Linked DNA regions of Homo sapiens: region 2 is linked to region 1. The links are chromatin contacts, found by Hi-C or POLR2A ChIA-PET in ENCODE. All regions are on one chromosome and are shown on one strand. Each heading gives the region's core, a stretch centred on a gene start or an enhancer-like site at or near the end of the contact. The rest is flanking DNA. Distances are from core to core; before and after follow the strand shown. Region 1 overlaps DNAH6 (dynein axonemal heavy chain 6). Region 2 overlaps DNAH6 (dynein axonemal heavy chain 6).

Region 1 (4,279 bases), core at 1,177-3,676:
GGAAAGTTTGATGACTATGTGTCTTGGGGATGGTCATCTTATATAGTATCTCCCAGGGTTTCTCTGAATTTCTTGAAATTGCATGTCAACCTCCCTAGCAATATTGGGAAAACTGTCATGGACTATATTCTCAAATATGTTACCCGAGTTGTTTACCTTTTCTCCTGTCTCAGGAATGCCAGTATGGCATAGGTTTTATCTATTTGCATAATCTCATATTTCTCATAGCCTTTGTCCATTTTTTAAATTCTTTTTTCTTTATTTTTGCCTAACTGGGTTGTTTTGAGGGGACAGTCTTTGAGCTCTGAAATTCGTTTTTTGACTTGGCCTAGTATGTTGTTAATGCTTCCAATTGTATTTTGAAACTCCTGTGGTGAATTTTTCAATTCCAGGAGTTCAGTTTTGTTTTTTCTTCATATAGCTATGTCATCTTTCAACTCTTGGATCATTTTACTGGCTTCTTTGGACTGGATTTCAACTTTCTGTTAGATCTCATTGAGTTTCATTGCCATCCAGGTTCTGAATTCTATGTCTGTCATTTCAGACATTTCAATCTGGTTAGATACATTGCAATCTTTTAGAGGTAAGGAAACACTGATTTTTTGAATTGCCAGAATTCTTTTGCTGATTCCTAATTATCCAAGGGGGCTAGTGTTTATCATTTTCAAGTTTCTGTCATTTCGTTGAGGCTTTTTTTTTTGTATTCCTGTTTTCCTTTGAGGGCTTGACTGTGGTGTATGTTGTGTATAGTTCATTGGCTTTGTTTCTGGGTGCTTTCAGAGAGCCAACACTTTGCACAGGTTTCTTAGTTGTAGCTAGTTTCCCACATTGGCTTTCACAGATGTTGTGTGATTAATCAATGGCATTAGAATTCAAAATTGTTTTTGCCTTTTGGGATAAGGAGGGGTACTGTTTTTTGACCTAGGTGGTGGTACATGTGCACATTTGCGTTGTGAGAATTCATTGACCCATACACTAATAATATGTATTTTTCTGTATATGTTAGACTTTAATTTTTTAAGTGTTTAAAAACTGATCTATAGTGTTGTTAGAAGTTAGGATAATGATTACCTGTGGGAAGAAGGAAGGGGAAATCATTGCGGTGGAGAGAGGCATGAGAGAAATGTCTCTAGTGTATCAGCACAGGTCTCTTCTCAACCGCAGGTATTGATTTGTGATCATTTGTAGAGCTGTATATTCGGTTTTTGCACTTTTCTATGTGGGTCATGGTAAAAATATTTTTAAAAACAAGAAATAAGGAAAACATACTTGTACTCCTATTGGAATGAGGATTCAAAATGTTTATATATCCTAAGCAAGAGTCTACTGTATTTATATTTCTTCATATTGATTTTGCTTTAAAATAGCATAAGATGATATTGTGTTCTTGCTGTTCAATTCAGGGTGCAGTCAATTTCACTGGGGCAAGGACAAGGACCTATTGCTGAAAAAATGGTCAAGGATGCAATGAAATCAGGAAACTGGGTATTTTTGCAAAATTGCCATCTTGCTGTTTCTTGGATGTTGGCAATGGAAGAGCTCATTAAAACCTTCACAGATCCAGGTATGTTGAGCATATAGCCCTTGCATAATAATCACATTTTTATGTAACCTTTTCTTGTTGAATTCATTCCTTATAGTAATTCATTATTGTAGGCACTGTGTTTCCATATATGAAAGAGGAGAAATTTGAGGCCTAGACAGATTTAGCTAATTTACACAACCAGGGTTTGATAAAAGGCCTTCAGAATTCCAAGTTGAGGCTAGGATCCACTGGATCATTTCTGTTTCTTATTGCCTTCTATGAGAGGTCATTTGAATTTGAAATATATTACTTATAGGCATAATAAAAAGAAAAATATACTTAGGACAAACAAAGGAAATTAAATCCTTCCCTATAAAATGAGAAATGTAAAGGAACAGAGTTCAAATTACCACCAATTCCCTTAGAGTAGTGTTTTACCACCTTTTATCTTCTGTAACCCGCATGGCAACTAACCTTTACATGTGCCTCAGAGCCACACCTAACCCATGGGCGTGCTCAGCATTACTCATAGTTGCTAGCACTAGTTTTATCTCACCACTTTTTTGCCTACTCAAGAAAGTGTAACGGGCTGCAAAGAGAGGAAGTGGAATTAGAATCTACTCATTTTAAAGTGTTACTATAAAAATAATCAAAACCTCAGGAACTATTTTATTGGTAACAAATTGTGTGGGTCCCACTCTACCACTCTGCTGTGAAGCCCTGGGAGAGAACCTCCAGGCAAGCATATCCAGAGAGAGCCCTTTCTCTGAGGCCTTTATTTGTGCCCTCCCTACAGAAAGCTTTCTGGAAAGGTGAAAGCTCTGCAGATGATCTTGCAAATCACTTTATTTAGTGCTGCTTATTAAGGTGAAGAGCTGCTCCTTTACAGAGTCCCCAGTCTGCTCTGGTCACTGAGCCAGCTCAGGGTTTAGCAGCCTTCCCCTAAAAGCCCTTCACTTCCTGGCCCCCTGCCCTCACCCACAAGCCTTCTGCAGGCTGCTTCTGACAAAGGTAAGGACTCATTTTTATCCACCATTCAGAATCTCCACTATTTCCACTCTTTTGCTGTCAAATAAGAGAGGGCCTGCTTCCTGCTGGGCCTGTGGCTTATTTCTACTTAAATAATTAAAGAGAAATGACAAGGAGGTCTTCAGTACTGGTCAGGGGTCCCCAGTGATTAGGAATATAATTAAGAAAAAAATGCTAGAGAGGCAGCAAAAAAGCAATTTACTGTGGTGGTACTACATGAGGCTCCAGAATATGGAGATGCCATTCAGTTTCACTGTAACTAGGACAAGAACATTTGCCAGTTCTTCAAGGAGACTGGATCGGCTAATGAAGCCAGCTGAAGTTGTTTGTGTATTTTAAGTGCTTACTAAACTTAAGTGGATAGAAAAAATCCTCTTATGGCCCTTGCTATAATCATTTATCACCTAACCATTTAAGTTCTGATGTTTAACTTGAACCAGTAGGAAATAAAATACATTCAGGTAATAAGCTGAAAATACAAAAGGAAGAAAAAGAAAAAAAACAAAACAAATAAAACCTCAGAACTTGAAATCCTAACACCTCCACAGAGTTCTGCCCCACCACTTCCTGACTGTGCATGTCATATCTTTTTTCTGGGCCAGTTTCCCCAGCTATAAAATGACTACATGACATCATCATGAAAAGTCCTGTACTAAGATGATTTCTAAGATGCTCTTCTAGTCCAGCCCTAAAATTCTATGATGTCTATGAAAGTTAAGAAGCTTGGTGCTTTTGCAATTATAAGAACAAAAGTATGGAAAAAATCCTTCTCCAAACCTGGCCTTCTTCTTTCTTTGGTTTTTTGGTTACTGAAATCATTGGCCCTAAGACTTTGGTTGTTGTTTGACTTCTTTGCCTAATAGTTTTTACTATGCAAACAGTGTTAGTATTGCTCTAGAATTTGGTAGAACTAACTTTTAATTTGGGCTATTTAATGTGGCTTGTGAATTTAGATTACCAAACCAAGAAGCATGAAATCAGCTTTGACTTGTTGTCATTCATTCCATAAATAATTAAGGGCCTAGTGTACCATGTATTGTTCTAGGATATGTTGATAAACAAAAGAACCATAGATATTTGTCCTCGTAGAGTTTCCATTCTAGTTGGGGGGAGACAGACAATGAATAAACCACATGGTAAATAAGTAACGTATACGTTGTGTTAGAACATGGTTGTGCTTTGGAAAAAATAAAAAGGAGAGTAAGGTAAGGAGGACCAGAAAGATTGAGATGGGATGTGAGTAGGGAGCAAGGAAGATAGCAATTTTAAGTGGTTTAATCTGAGTAGTCCTCTTTCAGAAGGTGATATTTGACCAAGACATGAAGAAAGTGAGGGAATCTGAGGGAACAGCCAGTGCAAAGGCCCTAGTGAGGGAGCCAGCCTAGCATGTTTGAGAAACAGCATAATACGTACTTAAAAACCAATGCCAAGGAATTTGTCCTTGAATGATGCCTGTGTCTTCCTGTGATGGGAACAATGATTTTTCCAACTTTACTTTGGCCTTTTGAACCTACAGTGGAGCTCATTCTTTCTTGGGTCCTCTGTCCATATCTCAGAAAGTAAGTGCATTGACTTAACGTGCTAATGCCACACATGAGGTCTCTCCATATCCTGGCTCCCTTGTTTCCTTTGCAACTTTTCTGCTGAGGGGAGAATTTTCTCAGTAGGGGTTTTTGGCCATTTTCATGCAACTTGTGTTAAATTGAAGGGTCAAAAAATCCTCAT
Region 2 (4,279 bases), core at 655-3,154, 41 kb before region 1:
TTCATATCTTCTGTTCTGTTCTTAATATAGCTATGTTGTCTTTCATATCTTGGATCATTTTTCTGGCTTCTTTGTGTGGGATTTCAACTTTCTCCTGGATCTCATTGAGTTTCTTTGCATCATATTCTGAATTCTATATCTGTCATTTCAGACATTTCATTCTGGTTAGGATCCATTGCTTGGGAGCTAGTGGGATCCTTTGGAGGTGATGAAACACTCTGTCTTTTTGTATTGCTGGGGTTCTGCACTGGTTACTCCTCATCTGAGAGAGCTGATACTTCTCTTTTTTTTTTTTTTAATTTGGTATCACTTGGTTGGGGCTTCTTGTTTATTCGTTTTTCCCTTGGGGGTATGACTGTGATGTATATTGTGTATGATTAATTGGCTTCATTTCTAGGTGCTTTCAGAGTGCCAACTCTCTGTACAGGTTCCTTGGTTGCAAGTAGGTTCATGCAGTGACTTTCTCAGAGGTTGTTTGTTGTAGCAATGTAATTTTATTTGGTGGCGTAATTCAGGATGCAGTCTAGTAGATGGTGCTTAAGAGTAAGAACTGATGGGTACAAGCAGGGGTGGAAGCACTAGAGAAGTACAAAAAGCACCTCTGCAGAGCACATTCACCCTCAGTAGGGCAGAGCTGCTGGAGAAGCTTGAGACACAGACTCTTTCAACCCGCATTCCCCAGACTCCAAAGTGAAGAGTCACTTCCAAATCCATGACAGGGCACTGAGAAGAAGGGTGGCGGAGCAAGTGTGACCCCCTCTCCATGTCCATTCCCAGGCTTTGGTGGTACCACCTTCAGTGGCTGGCACTGCACCCATGTTTTCTTTTATCCAAGGGGGTCTTTGGTGGGCTGCACTCTCCCCTCCTTTAGGGACAGTCTGCAGCAAGGGTTAGATCTCCAGGGGAGTGGAGTCTGCCTCCCTCCCACGCCTCAGAGCTGGTGGGGCACTGTTCCCCAACTGACCAAGGAAACAGGCTGGGACACCCCGTTATGACCCATGCAGACCAGTTCTAGGTTGCAAAGCTGTCTCTGACTGAAAGTCTTGCCCTCTGGGAAAAACCTCAGCTTCAGCAACTCTCCTCCCACTCCAGTCTTGTGATGGGAGAGAGCGTAATTCCACCACCTACTACTGGGGCACTCTCCACACTCACTGCTCAATTCTGCCTGTGGGGACCCTTCTCCCCTTCCAGAACAAGCACTTTAATCTCACCTAAGACCAAAATGCTTGCTGTGGCCACCGCTGCCAGGTTACCAAACAATGGCTCTAACCTCTCAAAATGGTGTCAGCCATGGGCTTGCACCTAGAGAGTGGGGAGCCCCTCTCAGGCGAGCAGCATGGACGAGAAGCTGTGAGGAGTGTGGTCCACTCAAGTCTCAGTCTCATAGCAGCTCGTAGCAAGGCATTGGACATTGTCCTAGGTATATATAGGAGAGCCTTGGTCCCCTTTCCCTGCTTGGCTGGGTGGCAGCAGCAGTCACATCAGCCCAAACTCAGGCCAAGGATGAGGCACAGCTCAGCACTACATTCTCAAAATGGTGCCTTGGGCCTGAAAACAGGGAGGGCGGATCACTGCCCAGGCAGGCAGCATGATCAAGAAGCTGTGGGGAGTGTGGTTCATTCACATCTGTCTCACAGCAGCCTGCTACAGAGCTGTGAGTATTGTCCTAGGTATGAGTAGGATGACCTGGTCTCCCTGTTCTTCCTTAGCCAAGCAGAGGCTACAGCCACATCAGCCCAAACTAAACAAAGCATGGAGCTCAGCCCAGCATTAAACTCTCAAAAGGGCACCTTGGGCCTGGGGCTAAAGAGGGTGGGGCACCATTCAGGCAAGCAGCATAAGCAGGAAGCTGTGAGAAGTGTGGTCAACTCATATCTCAGTCTCAACAGCAGCTCATAGCAGGGCAGCAAGTACCCTCTAGGGGGTGCATGAGTGTGCCCGTTCTCCCCTCTCCCTCCCTGGAGCAGCACAGTGGCTGCAGCTGTGTCTGTAAATCCCCAGGATCTGGGTTCTCAAAATGGCACCCAGCTGAGGCTGCACCAGGCTCGGATTCCTGTGGGATTGTGTGTGGGTTCCCTTTCTAGAGAAATGTCTCTGTACAATCTTTAGGCAGTTCCATATGTCAGGCACAAGGCCCTAGTGGGTCAAGGGTTTCTCCTGTAGCCAAGATCTTAAAACCCTGTTTTGGAGCTCCAGGGATTTCCCTCTTACTGTTTCCCTGCATCCAGGACCATCTCCCAGCCCAGTCAGTTCCTGGCTGCGCAAGCTAACTTGAACCCTCTCCTTACTTACTTCTGGTACTTCATGTCTCTTCTCTAATGAATCCAAGCATTCTCTCCTAGATTACCTGTTTGAACTGTGAGTATCTGCTTACTATTCTGGCTCTTCTCCATGGAGGCAGCACGCAATACCTGCATCTAGTCAGCCATCCTGACCTAAAACCTCAAAATACATCTTCTAATATTAATATTATTACAGCAAGCCTCTCTTAGTACTCCCACTCTATATATTTCTGCACTCTTTACTTTCCATTTTTTGTGTGTCATCATTATGTTTTTGGTGTATCTTAGTAGGATTTTGTTGTTGTTTTGAGGAACATGAAAGTCTTTCTTTTAACAGACAAATTTTAATTTGATTATATTTATTATGGCTATTGATTTATTTAAGTTCTTCTTGACTGAGGAAGATTTCCATTTGACAATGTCTAGAGACATTTTTGTTTGCCACAACTGGGGTGGTGCTACTGGCGTCTGGTGGGTAGAGACCAGAGATGCTACTACACATCCTACAGTGCTCAGAACAACCCTCCACAACAAATAACTACAGCATCCAAAATGTCAATATTAGTAAAGTTAAGAAACTCTGATCTGTTTGGACTTACATTGGTCATCTTTATTTTGGGCATATTTTTCTGCCAGCTTTTTCTTTGCTTCCTTTTTTCTTCTTTCTTCTTCCTTCTTCCTTTCTTTATATCCTTTATTTCTCCTCTCCTTCCTTTCTTCTTCAGTTGCATCATCCACACTCTTTATTTTCCCCTCTACTGATTTGAAATTCTATTTTTATTTTTTGGTAATTACTCTTATACTTCTAATATGAATATTTATTTAACTAAGTAAACCCATTAAGTGTGGTGGTTTAAAGTCTACATTAACCAGAATTTCTAAGATCCTAATAGATTTATTGGATTTCTAAATGAAGACTAGGGGGAGAAAAAGCTGTTCAATAAATGCATTAACTTATTGAAAAGTGCATTCCCCCCTAGTCTTTTGTCCCCCACTAGTAAAAATTGTTTCTATGTTATGCACCAGTTAAATGAGACAGCTAGAGGTAGAGATAGAACACAAAAAGAAAAATACTCATAGAAGAAACCCAGAGATGGACAGTTAGGGACAGACCCAAAGCAGAAAGGGCTAGATGGAGCCTCATCTACACAGAGGCAAAGGAAGAGGGAAGGTGTGGAGGTTGAAAAGCAAAGTAATTATAGGGACAACTCATAATTTTTTCATAGAAAGCACCATGTGTTATCCATATCTTTGAGACTAAAATTGCAACAATTTAAAAAAACTTTCCTGTTTTTATGTGTTAGATTTCAAGGTTTGTTCCAGAAATGCTACAGACTTATGAAGGTTTGTACATAGTTTGATAGGTGGCTGGTATTCTAAAAGTGAGCTTTAGATATTTACAAGTGATGTCTAATTCCATTGTCAATCTTACCTTCAGAAACTTCCTAATTGCCTTAATCTTTTGTCTTTCTTGATTTCTAAGTGCTTCGTGTCCTATTGGGAGTTATTTAAAATATACATTATTAAGCTAGGTGTGGTGGCTCATGCCTGTAATCCTAGCACTTTTGGAGGCTGAGGCGAGTGGATTGCCTGAGCTCAGGAGTTGGAGACCAGCCTGGCCAACATGGTGAAATCCCATCTCTACTAAAATACAAAAAATTAGCCTGGTGTGGTGGTGTGCACCTGTAGTCCCAGCTATTCAGGAGGCTGAGGCTGGAGAATTGCTTGAACCTGGGAGGCAAAGGTTGCAGTGAGCCGAGAACACGCCACTGCACTCTTGCCTGGGCAACAGAGCAAGAATCTGTCTCCAAATGAATAAATAAATAATGCATTATTAGATACCATCTTCTAATGCATATTTTATACATTATTTTCTCCCATCATTTCCTGGAGTCCTAATGATTACACAATAAATAATGAGAACCTCACTGGAAAAGGAGTCCTTTTGCAATACATGGTTCTGCTACCTGGTCTTCAGAATAATGCAGACACCTTTA

Evidence for each region. A loop is a pair of places that touch in the nucleus more often than their neighbours do. ChIA-PET counts read pairs that join two places held with the same protein, here RNA polymerase II (POLR2A). Pooled maps may share reads with other maps.
Region 2: a loop to region 1 is called in a map of CD4-positive, alpha-beta memory T cell, with 3 times the contacts of the local background. The contact joins two enhancer-like sites. A Hi-C loop is called at or near these places in 3 of 168 maps with a recorded cell type or tissue (CD4-positive, alpha-beta memory T cell, CD8-positive, alpha-beta T cell and lower leg skin), 2 of 37 single-sample maps with no recorded cell type and 6 of 50 pooled maps. POLR2A ChIA-PET finds 5 or more read pairs at or near these places in 10 of 52 experiments (BJ, CD4-positive, alpha-beta T cell, CD4-positive, alpha-beta memory T cell and 7 more).

Annotation. Positions count from the first base shown.
Region 1 is chr2:84,780,090-84,784,368 of GRCh38, forward strand. It overlaps DNAH6 (dynein axonemal heavy chain 6), which reads left to right. Exons shown (of 77, transcript NM_001370.2): 65 at 1,404-1,564. Among named protein-coding and RNA genes, the nearest start is that of TRABD2A, 99 kb to the right of the region's middle. Within about 2 kb of position 2,427, at least 8 of the 41 ENCODE cell types and tissues checked have a DNase peak (open chromatin) inside an H3K27ac peak, as active enhancers do; they include CD8-positive, alpha-beta T cell, where a contact is called at or near this core.
Region 2 is chr2:84,739,732-84,744,010 of GRCh38, forward strand. The region is part of intron 62 of DNAH6 (dynein axonemal heavy chain 6); the gene reads left to right. Among named protein-coding and RNA genes, the nearest start is that of TRABD2A, 140 kb to the right of the region's middle. RefSeq lists an enhancer at 1,782-1,831. Within about 2 kb of position 1,905, at least 2 of the 41 ENCODE cell types and tissues checked have a DNase peak (open chromatin) inside an H3K27ac peak, as active enhancers do; they include CD8-positive, alpha-beta T cell, where a contact is called at or near this core.